2 separate regions of the Homo sapiens genome follow, and region 1 is linked to region 2. A link is a loop called in an ENCODE intact Hi-C map of the cell type or tissue named here. Cell type or tissue: uterus. All regions are shown on one strand. Each heading gives the region's core, and the rest is flanking DNA. Links, peaks and the distances in the headings are about the cores only.

What was found. Peaks named below come from ENCODE experiments on the same cell type or tissue, not always from the same donor. Only the 100,000 strongest peaks of a DNase experiment are listed, where the experiment ranks them.
Region 1: a loop joins it to region 2, with 16 times the contacts of the local background. A loop is called at or near these places in 2 of 110 quality-filtered maps.

What each region holds. Positions count from the first base shown.
Region 1 is chr7:82,001,960-82,012,552 of GRCh38, forward strand. It overlaps CACNA2D1 (calcium voltage-gated channel auxiliary subunit alpha2delta 1), which reads right to left. Exons shown (of 39, transcript NM_000722.4): 15 at 10,195-10,284; 16 at 5,720-5,797; 17 at 3,806-3,880; 18 at 3,464-3,538. CACNA2D1-AS1 (CACNA2D1 antisense RNA 1) reads left to right here and starts at 7,218. Exons shown (of 4, transcript NR_110077.1): 1 at 7,218-7,303. In uterus, for the core only: no CTCF peak of the experiment used is centred there; no DNase peak of the experiment used is centred there.
Region 2 is chr7:80,681,803-80,692,395 of GRCh38, forward strand. No RefSeq gene overlaps it. Among named protein-coding and RNA genes, the nearest start is that of CD36, 48 kb to the left of the region's middle. In uterus, for the core only: no CTCF peak of the experiment used is centred there; no DNase peak of the experiment used is centred there.

The DNA of each region.
Region 1 (10,593 bases), core at 913-8,912, 1.3 Mb after region 2:
TACGTATTTGGGAAGTGGGAAAAATGGTTGTTTGTCCCAGATTACTTTTCCATTGATTTGACAAAAAAAAAAAAAAAAAAAAAAGAGAGAGAGAGAGAGAGAAATAACAATTTTCTCAAAAAATTGACCCAAATATAAATATTTTTAATGTCCATCCCTCAATTCATATGTTGAAATCCTCATCTCCAGAGATGATGGTATCCAAAGGCTTTTGGGAGGTGATTAGGTCTTGGTTGGTGGGTCCCTCATGAATGGGACTGGTGCCCTTGTAAAAGACGCCCTAGAGAGAGACACGTCTCACCCCTTCTCCTCCATGTGAGGTTAGAGTGAGAAGATGGCTGTCTAGAGGGAGGCAAGCCCTTACAGAACACCAATCTGTCCAAGCCTTCATCTTGAACTTCCCAGTCTTCAGAACTGTGAGTTACTAAATTCTGTTTATAAGCCACCCAGTCTATAGTATTTTGTTATAGCAGCCTGAATGAACCAAGAAAATTGTACGATATTAAAAAGTTTTAACGTTTCATATTTGTGCCTTTGTTTTCTGAAGTGATACCAAATGTTATATCTATGAAACTAATAGAGAATGTAACCATAACAGTGTAGATTTATTTTAAATATTAACTTCTCAAACATAGATTATGCACAATTTCCTATACAATACATATTTCTTAGAATTGAACAAAATGAGATATCTAATTAAGTAGACCTAACCTGGCTACTTCAATGACACAAAACGGAAGAAAGTTAAAATCCATTTTGGAATAAAGCAGAATACATAATTCAACATACGTCAAAATGTGGTCATGCTGGTAAAAGTACACACTGAGAAAATGTTATGAATCCTTAAAAAATTAAATATGTGAAAAGTCCGTAGCTATTTTATGATATTCTGGGGGCTTTTAAAGAACACTCATCTTCTACAAAAAAAAAAAGAGGAATACTTGCATAACATTAGACTTTCACCTTGTTAAATAATAATGGCTGCTATAGATATAGCATTATTTTTCTTCACTTGTATTAATGAATTTCTGATAAAATAATTAAGATTTTGTTAGTATACTGTTACCATATGTTCCTTTGTATTTGTTGATTTCTAAAGCAATTATCTTATACTATATCATCCTTTTATGAGGTCTTGTATCAATCTGTATAGCGTGCTCCTTTAGCCACTAAATGGAATCATAAATGGAAATCATAATATTTACTGAATTAATGATGAGAATTCATAAGCATGAATTTCAGAAATAAAGAATAAATTGATGTTCAGAATAATTTCTTTTTCATGGTGTTCTGAAATAGTATTTTTGGAAATGTCTTTCTGTTACATATTAATATTTGCTTTAATAAAATCCAAATATAAAGATATGCAAAGCTAATTTATAATATGGAAGAAAAATATCAATTGGGCTTTAATGAAGTTGCTAAAGAATTTGTTTTCTCTGTAATATTATAAATTTTAGTGAATTATTTCAAATACGAGCCAAATATAGGTTAATGTCATTCAAATAGTAATATTTTCTACATAAATACTGGTTATTAGTAGAAGAATGTAGAAAAGGAAAAAAACTTCAAATTATTACTTCTCTTTCACTATGAAAACTGCCTAAATTGTTACAGCCCTTAGATGGTAGATTTATATATATAGATATATAGATATATATATATAAATCATATATGCATTATTGTACTTATTCTTCTGTCTATGATATATGTTAGTTCCTTTGGGTAAGGGTTAAGGTTTATAATCACAAAAGTAGAGATCCTTCACACCCTTCATCACATTACTTTTTTTTTTTTTTTTTGAGATGGAGTTTCGCTCTTGTTGCCCAGGCTGGAGTGCAATGGCGTGGTCTCGGCTCACTGCAACCTCCGCCTCCCGGGTTCAAGAGATTCTCCCTGACTCAGCCTCCCAAATAGCTGGGATTATAGGCATGTGCCACCACACCCGGCTAATTTTGTATTTTTAGTAGAGACAGGGTTTCACCATGTTGGCCAGGCTGGTCTCCAACTCCTGCCCTCAGGTGATCTGCCCGCCTGGGCCTCCCAAAGTGCTGGGATTACAGGCATGAGCCGCCACGCCCAGCCCACATTACACTTTTATTCCTTTTGAATTACTTTAGTTAGGGGAATTTAATTGAAAATACACTGGATATACAAAGCCCAAACAATAATACTTCAAAATTATAAAAAAATTTAAGATATAAAAAGTTTTCAAGCTATAGCAAAATCATAGGATGATTAGCCAAACATAAATTACTCTTTTAAGAGGAATTTAACAGGATATGCTTTTAAAGAGCTGTGGTAGTTTAATAATAATATGAAAAAGTACTTATGCAACATTTATATTAAAACAACACATTTAAACATAACTAGGGTGATCAACAGCTACACGTGCTACAGATAATTATGTGATGAATTTGATATGGAAATACGTTCCAAAGTCAGATAAACTAAAATAGACATTAGTTATAAAATGTAATATTATTTAATGTATTAAAATATATAATTAATATATTACATTTAATGTATTTTTGCATTCAATATCAATAGTTCTCTTATGGATTTGAACCATATTTAAATAACACAAGTTTTTGTGTGAGTATGTTCACACACTTGTGATATATTCTAATATATGACTAACATTAACTATCCATGACTCGGGAGAAAGTAGTAGTATGCATAAGTCTGCATGGTTTAAAGGATCTTCAACATTATCTTCAAAGTATAACAATAACTAAAAGGATGCTTCTAAAGTTACAATTATAAGACGTCTAAATAAATTTTGCTATTAATGCCCTGTGAAACAGTTCATGAAGAGTGAAATGAGTTGTACAAGGTAATTTGTGAAAATATCTTGTATCTTGAGAAAATAGGCATAAAAATTAGGATAATATGGTTCATCGATGGCATTTTATCTCTTTCAGATTAACTTGCTGATTAATAAATACTTCCCATTTCTGAAGCCCATCACATGGATTTTACTTATACAATCTCTTACATCTGTTTACAGGCCTGTCCTAAAGTAAAAGGAAAACCATTCTGGGAGATGGAAAGCAGAGTTAATTACTAGAAGAGAAGGGCAATAGAAAATGTGGCCTGGACATAAATAAACATTACTAATATTTATCAGGTTCACACTCCTGTCTGGAGCAATATCCTTTTTATCTTACAGCCTTAAAATCAAAGTCAGAAGTGGGATGCATGAAATTGAGGCTCAGTGGGTGATAATGGCTGTCTTTGAGATAAAAATGTTGCAGCTAAATTGGTAACAGAAAATGAAAACTGCTTTCACACTTTCATATAGTATCATGTGTGGTCCTTGTCATCTAAGAAGAGAGACGCATTAGAGACTGTACTTTGATATTTAGTGTTATACGGTAAATTTTAAAACAACAATCCTATTAAGAACATTAATCATTAATTCTACAAAACACTAATCACTGTAAACAAATTATATACTGACCTTTGGCTGAAGATTTGGATGTAATAAAACATAACCATTAGGATCGATTGCAAAGTAATACCCATTGGGGCACAGCTGGAAAAGAAAAAAAAAAAAAAGCTTGGATATGCCTGAGTCACAATTAGAAATCTATATTCTTTTAAATACATAATGTATTAAATACACATTGTATAGCATGTTGAAAGATAACATGGAATCATTTTATTTTAGAGATGCTTTTAACCATTTAGTTCCTTTGCTAAGATAACTGCCCATAATTTTTGAGAATTACCTAAGTGCCAAGCTAAGTTAGTACAGAGTTCTAAACTAGAAAGGGTATCAAAAGAGCAAATTTCATCTTACTGTAAAACGTGGTGTCAGTCTTTTAATATCTTCCAAAGACACATCTACTCCCATCACACCAAGAATCAGCTGGTTCTATAATAAGAGGGCAAAAAATGGCATTTTATGTCAAAAATTTACGTATTTTTACACAATTATCATATGATCATCTTTTGCTTGCATTATGGTTATATTCCACATTAGTTTAAATGTATATATAGGGTGAAGCACTCTCAGTGTCAATTTACAAGGATTCTCAGCTTTGTTTCCCACAACTTTATCATCATCATTTAACTTAGCAAAGAAAATCTAGATAATTGAGGCTAAAATATATAAAGGATAAATAAAAATGTTTGACACTTCTTGTACCCTTTTCTTCTAATATTTATTTTCACTGCTATTGTACGGTCAGCCCTTATAGCTGTGTGTCTATATATGTGAGTTTAGATTGACTTTATGGTTTACTATAATTAAGAAACCACAAGAATGTCCAGCTTAAAGATTATACAATATAGAATAAGAACACATTGGATTTTTGCTGCAGATAGTTCCTGTGTATGTAACTATCCTAAAAGTATGTGACCATATTGGTGATAAAATCCTCAAAACACTATTTCTAGTCACTGCTAATAACTTCTATATACCAAGCAACAGGCATCATAGTTTTAGGTGCAAGTAGAGGAGGCTTGTGGCAAACTGCTATCATAATCTTCTATGGGACATAAAGATGGAAATTGTTTTAAAATTTTGGGTCCAAAATTGTTGTTTCAAATGGAATTATATAAATTATAAAATAATAAGCAAAAAATTATAAAATCTAGTAATTACAAAAACATTTAAACCTTGTGTAGGCACAGATAGAGTAAGAAAGTTGTATCAACAACTATGCTCTTTTCCATGAACCAATCCTAGTCTGAGCAAAAACTTCCCAACTGAAGCAATCTCTTAGTTCACAGTGAGATCTGTGAACACGTATGAGAAAGTGAGAGTTACTCTTTTATGAGTTACAATATTTAGAACCTGCAGATAGTTAAGAATGGTAATAGGCCCCCAAAGAGAAATAACTGTTTTCTATGGCCACCTTATTAACATAAGGAGTTCAACTGAGATATATAATAACTGATCAAACAATGCTTAAGTGCAGCAGACGTCATGAAACCATAAACTGGAAATAAATATCTACTCAAATCAAGTATATCACCTACATTATAAAATCAGTTTCTAGTATTAAAAAAGTCTTAACTTCAAAATCTCAAATTCCTTCTGAATCAAGCTAAAAAATTGGAATGCAATCCTATTTAAAATCAAAAGCATTTAACAAATAATAAGTACAAGATAAATAATTTTTAGAACTTTTAAATAGGCATTTTACTGCATTGACAAAAAACCAGTGCTATAAAAATTAAGCATTCTATGAAATTATTCTTCCTGTATCCTAAAAATAGAAAAAAAAAGAGAAATATTAATTTAAATCAGATCCTTAAGTTACAAGATAATTTTTAAAAAGCTATTGTTTGGGAGTTGGGGAGGAATGATTTAATATACCAATGTACACCTGATACAAACATCGCCATGCTTTTGGTCTTTGGATTTTTCTTTCTAAACTCCATTAATAGCTCAGATGGATTCTTAAAATGTGCACACAATATTACTGTCCATTTATCATATAATTACTCCCAGAGTCTGACTCTGTGTTCTCATCAGGTCATAGTTAAGTGGAGTTAAGTTGAATCTTGGCTCTAGGGCAACAGAGAGTTTGACCTGCATTTCCTTTTTCCCAGGTGGTTATCGCATAGGCAGCTGTTGCCTTTGACCTCTGGCCTCACAAGACAATTACACTGCATGTATTTTCTTATGGAAATATCTTATCCATGTTGAGCTTCAACGTCACAGTTTGTCATTTATTATTATTAATTTTATCAATTAACTTTTAACCTTTAAGTTTGTCTTATTTTCAAATTGGCCGGTTATGTTGAAGACCGGAAGAGTTCCAGTAATGACAAGTCCCAGTTCCTAAAAATAGATTCAGAGAGAAAGGGCAAATTAAAATTACAATTTAAGCTTTGTCAGAGTGCACTAACCTTTGATATCTGAGATTGCATTTTATAGTTACTTTATAAAGAGCCACAAAAACTAGTAACTCATTTTGAATATCTATTAAAATTTATTTTTAAAATATCAAGGAAAATATCTTGGAAATAATTAGGACCTACTAGGCACCTACTGAAGCATGCAACATTTAAAATAATCCTCTAAGATAACTTCAAAAATAATCAGCTTACACAAATAGTCAACAGCCTGTATGCATTTCAGTAACCCTGTGTCCTCCCCCTTTTTCATAGTGATAGTTCACCTAATATCAGGGCCTCCATAAGCAGAGTGATAATAAAATATTATTTTAAGTGATTATTTAGCTTCCCTTTTTGTAGCCTTATTCTTTATTTTTTATGCCCTAAGCCAAAGACTTCATGCTAAATGAAAAATGTGCAGTTGAATAACATGATAAATAAAAGAAACATTCTATTGATACTGCATATCTGGGATATTCTAAGTAAATGTTACGCTCTTCAGAAGCAGTACTACTTTTCTAAGTAGACCCCAAAATAAGCAGTACTTTTTGACAAGTAAAATTATGAAGAAAAGACAACTGCAAGCATCAAATATAAAAGTCTAGTCTGAAGAGTTTAACATAGTAGAACTAATGCCATCCTATTAATCAGCACATAATTTAATACATTAAATGAATCCATACAGATTAGTCAAAATAAACTGATTTTCAAGTCAGAGTTTGCTTTTGTTACTGACATCTATATCCATTATAATTTTAACCATTTCATGTCAAAACTACATTTAACAAAATCACTCTTTAAAATAATTTTTATTGTTTGAAATTTTGAATTTGCTAAATGAGAAATTATTATTAATCTTCTCACGAATAGTGATTCCAAATCCAAATCTCAAGAACTCAGAACAGAGTTCTGGAATCAGAACCGAGTTCATAAAGTTGGATTTGGAATAATTATTCACTAGAACATTAAAAATATTTATTAATATCAGGGAGCAAATGTTGTGGTATCAGGTTGTGGTTCATAATTGTGCACATAGGAGGCCCAAATTCAATGGGAATATGAATGAATTAGGGAGGAGAGACAATAATAGAGAAGCTTCCAGAAGACCAAAATACCAAATTATTTGCAGCAAATAAAACTAAGGAAACAACCATACATATTTGGGTGCATGATGATTGATATGGTTTGGCTGTGTTCCCACACAAATCTCATCTTCAGTTGTAGTTCCCATAATCCCCACGTGTTGTGGGAGAGATCCAGAGGTAATTGAACCATGGTACGGTTTCCCCCATGTTATTCTCGTGATAGTGAGTAATTTCTCACGAGGTCTGATGGTTTTTAAGTGGCTTTCCCCTTCGCTCAACACTTATTCTCTCTCCTGCTGCCTGGCGAAGAGATGCTTTCCGCCATGATTTTAAGTTTCCTGAGGCCTCCCCAGCCACATGGAACTGTGAGTCAATTAAACCTTTTTTCTTTATAAAGTACTCAGTCTTGGGGATTTCTTCACAGCAGTGTGAGAACAGACTCATACAGTGATAGACACATGTTGGCGCTTATAAAGTCCTAACCAAGAACATTAGACAATGAAACATCCTTAATTATATAAATTAATGCTTCCAATGAAAACCTCCCACCTCAATAAAGTCAGGCTATAGATTAATTCGTAAAACTGGTATCCAAAAGATAATTTAGTAAGGATTTGGTGAAGTGTCTGTTAGAGCTATAATCTATATGCATGGTTTTAAAAATGCTACCATGGTTTAAGACAAGGTAGATATGGATGTAATCATTTCCTTTGCATTACTTTTGCATTTATACTGCATACCATAATTTGCTTCTAAAAATGGTAAAATGTAGCCTAAAGTGAGTTACTAGATTACTAACATATTAAAGATAATTATGAATGAACTCATTTGGGCCCAACTTGAATTTTTTTCTCATTTACTAAGCAGACCAAAAACTTGTACTCTACTCCTGAGTACTGCACATGTCTCTAGAAAATAAGAGAGAAATAAAACAAGATTTCTCTACCCTGGAATTTTAAAAATATTTTCTAGAGCCCAACTCTTGTCATATCTCTTTTTATAAAGAGCTTCACTTTGTCTCCTAATTAAAATGAACTCTCCACAATATTGTCCTAATCTCCCCTTATTACCAAAAATGACCAAGGTATCATTTTTTTGATATACTCAGTGCTTCCCCAACTTTTATGCTATACCCCATTTTTATGGTTTCACTTTTCACCACCAATTGCAAAAATCTTACACTAATATCAGCTAAAATGTCTCCATTTTCTTAACCACAACCCACTTTGCCCCCAATATTGGCTTCATTTTGAAGTCAGAATTCTTTTTCTCATTATATCCATTATATTTCGTTTTGAAATATATTTACCTTTTCCTTTTTAATATAACTGTTTATTTTTGACCAACATATATTTTTAATCTGCTGTGTGGAGAGATTATAAACAAATAACTAGGAATATATGAGGATCACTTTATCATCTTCAAAACAGTAAAAATAACGCTATATGTGTCCAATGAATAGCAAATTCACGTGTTCCTTTTTTTTTTTTTTTTACATTCAGTTTCAGCTTATAGCACAGCACATTTAGAACCAACATTTCCTCCTAATGTCATTTGTGCTATCAGTAAGAACCTTACCAGCAATGCAGACATGCTGGCTAATGAACTTCCAGTCAAAGGAAACACAACAGGGCATAATTATTGACTCCTCCTATCATACACTGTCCTGTGATGGATTTGAAAAGTGCAACATTTTGACCACAGCTTTGGATCACTATGTGACCTTAAGTAAATATGTGATGTCTAAAAGGAACACTGGACAGTAATTTTAAGCTAGGGCTTGAGGTAAGCAAGCTTCATTTTATCTTCCTTAGCGTGCAAGGCTGCTGTTAATAGTGCCTATTTTTCTTCTAACTTCCTGTATATGTTTATTTTCTAAAAACCAAATGATAAGTAATTCTAAATGGACTGCATTTTGCCCTATGGGTTCATCATTACATTTGGAAAAGTAGTAAGAACATATCACTGAACTCCAAGTAGGGAAAAGGGTTACTGAATCAGCATTTATTTTCAGGTCTTATTATTTTGATTCTCTCCAAATATATTATTTTAGTAAATTATTCATAAGTTCTTCTCATTAAGACTAAACATAAGAATAAAGCTTAAGTGCGATGATTATTATTTATAACTTTCATGTCAGGAAAGTAAAAATTACATTTAAAAGATTTTCAACTTTGGCCCTATTGACATTTTTGGAGGGAAAATACTTTGTTGTGTGTGGTAGGCATTTTCCTCTGCATTACAGGATTGTTTAACAGCGTGCCTGGCCTCTGTCCACTCAGGGGTGTCCAATCTTTTGGCTTCTCTGGGCCACACTGAGAGAAGATGAATTGTCTTGGGCCACACCTAAAATACACTAATACTAACAATAGTTGAGATTTTTAAAAAAGCAAAAAATAACATAATGTTTTAAGAAAGTGTACAAGTTTATGTTGGGCTGCATTCAAAGCCATCCTGGACCACAGGTTGGACAAGCTTGCTCTAGATGCCAGTAGCAACCCCTCCCCTCAAGCCATGACAATCAAAAATGCAGATTTTTTCCAAATGAACTGTGAGGGGCAAAAAGACCCCCTTGTTGAGAACCACTGCTTTTAAATATAATGACATATCTTTACTAAAATGTCAATTGTGCGATGGACAATTTAACATGTGTTTGTTATTTCACACCAGATTTGATCGCCTCAATGACGTATTTCCATAAAAAGTATGAGGTTGAATCTAGCACAAAAGATTATATTAATACATGAAGAAGTTTGTGATGATTTCAGTATAAGGTAAAGTTTTTGCCTATCTAATCGCATGTACTCCTGAGTTTTAGCAGATCCAGCTATAGCTGTGGAGGCTAGACATGCTTCTACTAGCTCCTCTACTTTAAAAATACTTTCTTCAAAATTATTGTTCTAACTCTGCAAAAATAGATTCTAATTCACAAAGACTTTCATCTTTTTTTTTACATTAACAATTAAAAAACTTATTGAAATGCCCATGTATTCAACATTCCAGGTTGGAAATTCTACATTCCCAATGAAGGGATCAAGTAGACAATAAGCTAACACTTTGCATTTGTAGTTTTCTACTACATACGAGTCTATGTTTTTATGTAAATTATATAAATTCTAGGAAAGAAGTCTGTGATAGAAGAAATTTTGGGGAGGGTTTAATGAAAAGGAAAACAGAGACATCATCTAGAAAGAAGTAGAAATCATCTGTGTGCTTTTGTTATGACAGTCTTTGACTGAATAGCTCAACCTCTTACCAATGCATCCAGGTACACATTTGTCCATTGGACTTGCTTAGCTTTGTCTCCTGCTAAAACCATTGGTCTTCCCAAAACATCCAAATATTCCTGTTTATGGGAAAAAAAAAAAAAGTCGTGGTTAAAACTAGGAATGCTGTGTTGAAATAAAAATTACAGAGAAAAAATATTCTAGAGTTAAAAATGAATATAGAATCAAAATTATTGACACTGAATATATAATCAGTTAATTTCTATTTTGGGTACTCCATAGGTGGTATGGCTACGTTATTTTGAATGAACAATATTTGACTTACATTATTTATACAATATATCTACCCCAGTTTTTTTCTAGTAACAATCAGAGCATTGTTTTTCTGTGTTACAGCCAGTAAGTGAAATACGTTCCCTGTGAATTGT
Region 2 (10,593 bases), core at 1,265-9,264:
GCATTTGAAGTTGATCAATAAATTGTGATATTTAATAATCTTGAATTGTTCTACAATTTTTTTGTTCCTTTAGGACAGAGCTCTCGGATAGTGCCTGGTAGTGTACTTGGAGGCTAACATTCCCTTTAAGTAATTTACAGTGCAACACTATGGTTTCCATGTTGGGTTTAAATACAAAAGGTTTGTTTATAATAATTCAGCATGCAAAATATGAAGTTCAGCAGGCTTGCTAACTAAATAATGAATTATAAATATCATATGCAGTCTAAGACCTGAATGGCAAATACATTTCTTTTACCAATCATTTGATAATTGCTTGAAATCATTTAGTTGAAAAAGTCTTGAATTGGTTAAGAATTATGCATAGACAGGTCTAAGATCTGTGTGGACAAAAGGCCAAAAGAATTAGCAAGGTCTGTCTTGGGAAATGTAATAGAGAAAATCTATAGTCCTTATGGGAAGGGAAGTCTCTAAAGGTAATTATGAAATGGGCGAATTGATGTGAGGGTTTAAACATTGATACCATTAGATGAGTTAAACTTTTATAGTCAACTATTATCATTCATTGCCAGACTGTAGAACTGTCTAGTAACAAAAACTCTGTAAGTTCAATATGTATTAATAGTAGGGTTCACTTCTAAACATTAAAGCTACATTTGACTCAGTTTAATACACACGTTGAATAAAATATTTATCTGATAAAAATGTAACTAAGCAAGAAAACAGTTATTGGCAAATTTTCTGTAAAGGACCAAATAGAAAATATTTTAGGCTGTATAGGCCATACAGGCTCTGTGACAACTACTTGGCACTGTCATTGTGGCACAAAAAAATATAGCCACGGACAATATATAACAAATGGTCATGGCTGTGTTCCAATAAATCTTTATATATATATGTGTATATACACATACGTGTATATATACGTGTATATACGTGTATGAACACATACGTGTATATATACGTGTATACACGTGTATGTACACATACGTGTATATATACACGTGTATATATGTGTATGTACACATACGTGTATATATACGTGTATATACGTGTATGTACACAGGTGTATATATACGTATATGTACGTATATGTGTATATATGTGTATATATGTGTATATATACGTATACGTGTATATATGTGTATATACGTATACGTGTATATATGTGTATATACGTATATATACGTATATGTGTATATATGTGTATTTATACGTATATGTGTATTATGTGTATATATACGTATATGTGTATATATGTGTATATATACGTATATGTGTATATGTGTATATATACTTATATATGTGTATATGTGTATATATGTGTATATGTGTATATGTGTATATATGTGTATGTGTATATATACATATATGTGTATGTGTATACATGTGTATGTGTATATATACATATATGTGTATATATACATGTATGTGTATATATACATATGTGTATGTGTATATATACATATGTGTATGTGTATATATACATATGTGTATGTGTATATATACATATGTGTATGTGTATATATACATATGTGTATATATACATATGTGTATATATGTATATATGTATATATACATATGTGTATATATGTATATATGTATATATACATATATGTGTGTATATATGTATATATGTGTATTTATATATGTGCATGTGTGTATAAATATGTATATATTATATGTGTGTATATATACATATATGTATGTATATATACATATATACATACATATATACATATATACACACATATACGCACATATAGACATATATATGTATATATACACACATATATACATATATATGTATATATACACACATATATACATATATATGTATATATACACACATATATACATATATGTATATATACACATATATATGTATATATACACATATATATGATATATATGATAAGCTGTATTTGGCACACAAGACACAGTTTGTTGGTTCCTAGACCAGAAAGTGCTGGAACTTTGTAGATTTTGATACAATGGATAATTATTTGAGTGACTGGATTAGTCTGAAACTTTCCTATTGTATTAGCCAATCATAGCTATATAAAGGATATGCCATTCAGAATTGGGGCTACTAAAAAACAGATGTTCTTTAGTTGATTGAATTTCCTTGCCATGTCAGAAATGGAACTCTTCACTTTTGGGGATTAAAGTCCAGGTTACCATCCAAATGAAGCTATTCTGCTTAATATTATCTCAATGATTAAGAACTGTTTCAGTCATGAAGTCCTTGCCCATGGCTATGTCCTGCATGGAATTGCCTAGCTTTTCTTCTAGGGTTTTTATGGTTTTAGGTCTAACATTTAAGTCTTTAATCCATCTTGAATTAATTTTTGTATAAGGTGTAAGGAAGGGATCCTTTCAGCTTTCTACATATGCCTAGCCAGTTTTCCCAGCACCATTTATTAAATAGGGAATCCTTTCCACATTTCTTGTTTTCATCAGGTTTGTCAAAGATCAGATGGTTGTAGATGTGTGGTATTATTTCTGAGGGCTCTGTTCTGTTCCATTGGTCTATATATCTGTTTTGGTACCAGTACCACACTGTTTTGGTTACTGTAGCCTTGTAGTATAGTTTGAAGTCAGGTAGTGTGATGCCTCCAGCTTTGTTGTCTTGGCTTAGGATTGTCTTGGCAATGTGGGCTCTTTTTTGGTTCCATATGAACTTTAAAGTAGTTTTTTCCAATTCTGTGAAGAAAGTCATTGGTAGCTTGATCTGGATGGCATTGAATCTATAAATTACCTTGGCAGTATGGTCATTTTCACGATGTTGATTCTTCCTATACATGAGCATGGAATGTTATTCCATTTGTTTGTGTCCTCTTTTATTTCGTTGAGCAGTGGTTTGTGGCTCTCCTTGAAGAGGTCCTTCACATCCCTTGTAAGTTGGATTCCTAGGTATTTTATTCTCTTGGAAGCAATTGTGAATGGGAATTCCCTCATGATTTGGCTCTCTCTTTGTCTGTTATTGGTGTATAGGAATGCTTGTGATTTTTGCACATTGATTTTGTATCCTGAGACTTTGCTGAAGTTGTTTATCAGCTTAAGGAGATTTTGGGCTGAGACGATGGGGTTTTCTAAGTATACTATCATGTCACCTGCAAACAGGGACAATTTGACTTCCTCTTTTCCTAATTGAATACCCTTTATTTCCTTCTCCTGCCTGATTGCCCTGGCCAGAACTTCCAACACTATGTTGAATAGGAGTGGTGAGAGAGGGCATCGCTGTCTTGTGCCAGTTTTAAAAGGGAATGCTTCCAGTTTTTGCCCATTCAGTATGATATTGGCTGTGGGTTTTTCATAAATAGCTCTTATTATTTTTAAATACATCCCATCAATACCTAGTTTATTGAGAGTTTTTAGCATGAAGGGCTGTTGAATTAAAACACCAAAAGCGATGGCAACAAAAGCCAAAATAGAAACATGAGATCTAATTAAACTAAAGAGCTTCTGCATGGAACAAGAAACTACCATCAGAGTGAAGAGGCAACCTACAGAATGGGAGAAAATTTTTGCAATCTACCCATCTGACAAAGGGCTAATATCCAGAATCTACAAAGAACTTAAACAAATTTACAAGAAAAAATCAAACAACCCCATCAAAAAGTGGGCAGAGGATATGAACAGACACTTCTCAAAAGAAGACATTTACACAGCCAACAGACACATGAATAAATGCTCATCATCACTGGCCATCAGAGAAATGCAAATCAAAACCACAATGAGATACTATCTCACACCAGTTAGAATGGAGATCATTAAAAAGTCAGGAAATAACAGATGCTGGAGAGGATGTGGAGAAATAGGAACACTTTTACACTGTTGGTGGGAATGTAAACTAGTTCAACCATTGTGGAAGACAGTGTGGCGAATCCTCAAGGATCTAGAACTAGAAATACCATTTGACTCAGCCATCTCATTACTGGGTATATACTCAAAGGATTATAAATCATGCTGCTATAAAGACACATGCACACGTATGTTTATTGCGGCACTATTCACAATAGCAAAGACCTGGAACCAACCCAAATGTCCCTCAATGATAGACTGGATTAAGAAAATGTGGCACATATACACCGTGGAATACTATGCAGCCATAAAAAATGATGAGTTCATGTCCTTTGTAGGGACATGGATGAAACTGGAAACCATTATTCTGAGCAAACTACCGCAAGGACAGAAAACCAGACACTGCATGTTCTCACTCATAGGTGGGAACTGAATAATGAGAACACTTGGACAGAGGGTAGGGAACATCACACACTGGGACCTGTCGTGGGGTGGGGGCATGGGGGAGGGATAACATTAGGAGAAATACCTAATGTAAATGATGAGTTAATGGGTGCAGCACAACAACATGGCACATGTATACATATGTAACAAACATGTGCACACTGCACATGTAACCTGGAACTAAAAGTATAATAATAATAATAATAATAATAATAATAAAAAGGACTGTTTAAATCTTGAATTGGCAGGGCACTGCCATCTCCTCAGATATTCTATATACTTCTTGGACACTTAAAATTTTGATTTACTTCTCTTTTTATAGGAAGACATTTGCAAATTTAGGTTTTTGTATTTTAAAAAATGCTTCCTCAATTAGGTCTTTTATTATTACATCTATAATAATTGTTCTGGTTTCTACATTGACTAAATATAAAATCCCTAGGTTACATTTCTTTTTTCTTAGTGTGATGGATACAAATATATTTCTTGTGGCTGGGTTTGAATTCCAGGCCCACACCTCACTATGTACTTTTGAGAAAGTTAACCCCTCTGGTGTCTTAGTTTCTTCCTCTGTAAAATGAAGATACTAGCACCTTCATTACAGAGTGGCTTTGAGGATTAAATTAGTTAATGCATTTAAAGTGCTTCTAACAGTGAATGAAATAGAGTAAGCACTCAAATGTTAAGACCATGCAACTTTGATGAATCATAGCGACTATGAATTGATTGCTTAATAACCCACATTTCTCCTTTCCCCAAATCAGTAGCCCTAGAAAAATTGCTCATAGTGCTCAATCTTCAGGAAAGTGGTGAATATTGAATACTACCATGTTGTGATGATAATGGATGTCCCGGATTTGAATTTACCCTACTAATAAGTTAGTCTGCACTGTGTCATGGATGTTGGCAGAATACACATGATAATCCCGGGACAAAAACAGAAGACTTTGTTATTTACAGCACAATAAAAACATGAGTATCAGAGTCTTTTCCATCAGTTGCCCCCACTTTAAGTCTTGCAGGGGCTGTGCAATAGGGCCCAGGTGGATGCTCCACACCTTGTGGGTTTGTATCACAGCTGAGGAACACTGAGGTTCCAAAATCCACCACTTTGAGAAAAAGCAGTAAGCAAACCATCCTCTTGTTTAAGAGTAGGGCTAAGACATTGCTTCATCCCTCCTAGCTTGTCACTAGAAACATATACCTAAGAGTAGGCCCATGCAAGGAGAAATTAGGACCTTCCTTTATGGGCATACCCAGCAAGACATGTAGGAAAATAAGCCCAGGGACAACTGTCTTTTCCAACAGTATTCCAGGTGTGATATTTCATTAAAGGTTAATTTTTTTGCCCTTTCTAGATTTATGAAAAAAGTTTAGTAAATTCAGTTAACAACATTAAATTGATGTCTTCTTAGAAGGCTTCTCAGCGCCTTTACTGTATTATAAATATCTAAGAGGAAAAGTTAATGTTCAGTGTTTAGTAAAGTTTTATGACCATGGATTCCTTTTCCTTAAGAATAATTGCTTAGGAAGGCAGGGTACATTTTTTAAAAGAACAGTCTTGCTGTTACTATTTTTCTTGCTTCTATTTCCTGACTTCTCTTTTTAATCACTGTAAGATAGCCACACATTTATTCGATGCATGATTATAAAGTACCTATGCCAATAAGGGTACATATAAAATACCCAATATTTGAAATGCTGATGGTGTTCCCTATTCCGTGGCTTTCACTGACATGCTTACCTTAATCATCTGACCATAGTATTGACTGCATTGTTTTATCTTTGTGTACCACATGATACATTTCTGGACTACACAGATACTCTTTGTAAACAGAACACCAAACTTTCCTTTAATTGTCTGCTATACTATTCTAAGATTCTTCTCTCACTCTTATATGTCAGATATCTTACTATTTAATCTTTCTTTATATTCAATACTTCATTCTCTGGCAAATTTTACTCAACATCTTAAAATGTTGGTGTTAATCTATCATTACTTACAGGAGTCATCTGTTAATGCCATGAAAACTTTGCTCATAAAAAGAATTTAAGTAGGACTGTTGGCTGTTGCAGAGACAGCGGTTGTCCTTAAACATCTTTTCTGCCCCCTGCATATTTCAGACCCCTACAATTAAAAAGAATAATGCTATAAATTCTGGCCAGTTTCATGTGGATGGAAGTATCAGGCAATGAACATCAGGAGCATTGAAGAGCTTTCACATCTTTGTCAACTGTTGCAATAACTGACAGTACAGAAGAGATCACAGACTGCCATCAGCTTGGCTTCTTGAGTGACTGTGTAGAGGGCACCGCTAGGTCACACATTTGAGACATGAGATATGAGAAGAAGGATTTTCTTCAGTTTCGAAATGAGTCAGAAAAAAGGAAAAAATGAAAAAGAGTAAAGACACCTATGGGAATTACAGAACACCATTAAGCAAACACATATTCATATTACAGGATTTCAAGAAGCAGAACAGTTAAAGAAAAGGACAGTCAGATTATTTAATGAAATAATTGCTGAAAACTTTCCGTCTTAGGAGAGATAGGGCAACCGGATCCATGAAACTCAAAGGTGCTTGAATAGATTCAATACAAAGCTGTCCTGAGATGCATTATAATCAAACTGTCAACAGTGAATTACAAAGAGAATTCTAAAAGCAGCAATAGAAAAGTATCAAATCGGGCACTTTGGCAAGATGGCCAAGTAGGAACAGCTCTGTCTGCGGCTCTCAGCAAGATCAACACAGAAGGTGGGTAATTTCTGCATTCCAACTGAGGTAACTGGCTAATCTCATTGGGACTGGTTAGACAGTGGGTGCAGCCCACAGAAGGCGAACCAAAGCAGGGTGGGGCATTGTCTCACCCAGGAAGCACAAGGGGTCAGGGAACTCCCTCCCTTAGCCAAGGGAAGTCATGAGGGACTGTGCCATGAGGAACAGTACACTCTGGCCCAGATACTACACTTTTCCCATGGCCTTCACAACCCACAAAGCAGGAGATTCCTTCAGGTGCCTACACCACCAGGGCCCTGGGTTTCAAGCACAAAACTGGGCGGCCATTTGGGCAGACACCGAGCTAGCTGCAGGAGTCTTTTTTCATACCCCAGTGGTGCCTGGAACAGAAGCAAGACAGAACCGTTCACTCCACTGGAAAAGGGGCTGAAACCAGGGAGCCAAGTGGTCTAGCTGGGCAGATCCCATCCCCATGAATCTCAGCAAGCTAAGATCCACTAGCTTGAAATTCTCGCTGCCAGCATAGCAGTCTGAAGTTGAGCTGGGATGTTGGAACTTGGTGGGAGGAGGGGTGTCCACCATTATTGAGGCTTCAATAGGCAGTTTTCCCCTTACAGTATAAACAAAGATGCCTGGAAGTTCGAATGGGGTGGACCCCACCACAACTTAGTAAAGCCGCTGTAGCCAGAGTGCCTCTCCAGATTCCTCCTCTCTGGGCAGGGCATCTTTGAAAAAAAGGCAGCACCCCCATCTCCCTGGGACAGAGCACCTGGGGGAAGGGGTAGCTTCAGCAGACTTAAATGTCCCTGCCTGCCAGCACTGAAGAGAGCAGCAGATCTCCCAGCACAGCATTCAAGCTCTGCTAAGGGACAGACTGCCTCCTCAAGTGGTTCCCTGACCCTCCATGTATCCTGACTGGGACATGCCTCCCAGCAGGGGTTGACAGACATCTCATAAAGGAGAGCTCTGGCTGGCATCTGCAGGGTGCCCCTCTGGGATGAAGCTTCCAGAGGAAGGAACAAGCAGCAATCTTTGCTATTCTGCAGCCTCTGCTGGTGACACCCAGGCAAACAGGGTCTGGAGTGGACCTCCAGCAAACTCCAGCAGACCTGCAGCAGAAGGGCCTGTTAGATGGAAAACTAACAAACAGAAAGGAATAGCATCAACATCAACAAAAAGGATATCCACTCAGAAACCCAATTCAAAGGTCACCAACATCAAAGACCAAAGGTAGATAAATCCACAAAGATGAGGAAAAACCAGCGCAAAAAGGCAAAAATTCCAAAAACCAGAATGCCTTTTCTCCTACAAAGGATCACATCTCCTCACCAGCAAGGGAACAAAACTGGACAGAGAATGGGTTTAATGAAGGGACAGAAGTAGGCTTCAGAGGTGGTTAATAACAAACTCCTCCGAGCTAAAGGAGCATATTCTAACCCAGTGCAAGGAAGCTAAGAACCATGAAAAAAGGTTAGAGGAATTGCTAACTAGAATAACCAGTTTAGAGAAGAACATAAATGACCCGATGGAGCTGAAAAACACAGCACGAGAACTTCGTGAAGCATACGCAAGTATCAATAGCTGAATCAATCAAGTGGAAGAAAGGATATCAGAGATGGAAGACCAACTTAATGAAATAAAGTGTGAAGACAAGATTAGAGAAAAAAGAATGAAAAGGAATGAACAAAGCCTCCCAGAAATATGGGACTGTGTGAAAAGACCAAACCTACATTTGAGTGGTATACCTGAAAGTGACAGGGAGAATGGAATCAAGTTGGAAAACACTCTTCAGGGTATTATCCAGGAGTACTTCCCCAACCTAGCAAGACAGGCCAACATTCAAATTCAGGAAATACAGAGAACACCACAAAGATACTCCTCGAGAATAGCAACCCCAAGACACATAATCATCAGATTCACCAAGGTTGAAATGAAGGAAAAAATGTTAAGGGCAGCAAGAGAGAAAGGTTGGGTTACCCACAAAGGGAAGCCCATCAGACTAACAGTGGATATCTCTGCAGAAACCCTACAAGCCAGAAGAGAGTGGGGGCCAATATTCTACATTCTTAAAGCATTTTCAACCCTGAATTTCATATACAGCCAAACTATGTTTCATAAGTGAAGGAGAAATAAAATCCTTGACAGATAAGCAAATATGAGAGATCTTGTCACCACCAGGGCTGCCTTACAAAAGCTCCTGAAGGAAGCAGTAAACATGGAAAGGAAAAACTGGTACCAGCCACTGCAAAAACATGCCAAATTGTAAATACCATCAACACTATGAAGAAACTGCATCAACTAATGGACAAAATAACCAGCTAGCATCATAATGACAGGATCAGATTCACACATAAGAATATTAACCTTAAAGGTAAATGGGCTAAATGCCCCAATTAAGACACAGACTGGCAAATTGGATAAAGAGTCAAGACCCATCAGTGTGCTGTATTGAGGAGACCCATCTTATGTGCAAAGACACACATAGGCTCAAAATTAAGGGATAGAGGAATATTTACCAAGCAAATGGAAAGCAAAGAAAAAGCAGGGGTTGCGATCCTAGTCTCTGATAAAACAGACTGTAAGCCAACAAAGATGAAAAGAGACAAAGAAGGCCATTACATAATGGTAAAGGGAACGATTCAACAAGAAGAGCTAACTATCCTAAATATATATGCACCCAATACGGGAGCACCCAGATTCACAAAGCAAGTTCTTAGAGACCTACATTAGACTCCCACACAATAATAGGGAGACTTTAACACTCCACTGTCAATATTAGACAGATCAACAAGAAAGAAAATTGACAAGGATATTCAGGACTTGAACTCAGCTCTGGACTAAGAGGACCTGATAGACATCTATGAAACTCTCCACCCAAAATCAACAGAATATACATTCTCCTCAGCACCACATTCCACTTATTCTAAAATTGACCACATAATTGGAAGTAATACACTCCTCAGCAAATGCAAGAGAACAGAAATCATAACAAACAGTCTCTCAGACCACAGTGCAATCAAATTAGAACTCAGGATTAAGAAACTCACTCAAAAATCGCACAATTACATGGAACCTGAACAACCTGCTCCTTAATGACTACTGGGTAAATAACAAAATTAAGGCAGATATAGATAAGTTCTTTGAAACCAATGAGAACAAAGACACAACTTACCAGAATCTCTGGGACACGGCTAAAGCAGTGTTCGGAGGGAAATTTATAGCACTAAATGCCCACAGGAGAAAGTGGGAAAGATCTAAAATTGACACCCTAACATCACAATTAAAAGAACTAGAGAAGCAAGAGCAAACAAATTCAAAAGCTAGCAGAAGACAAGAAATAATTAAGATCAGAGCAGAACTGAAGGAGATAGAGACACGAAAAACCCTTTTAAAAAAAAGCAATGAATCTAGGAGCTAGTTTTTTGAAAAGATTAACAAAATAGACCGCTAGCCAGACTAATGAAGAAAAGAGAGAAGAATCAAATAGGCACAATAAAAAATGACAAAGGGGATATCACCACTGATCCCACAGAAATACAAACTACCATCAGAGAATACTATAAACACCTCTATGCAAATAAACTAGAAAATCTAGAAGAAATGG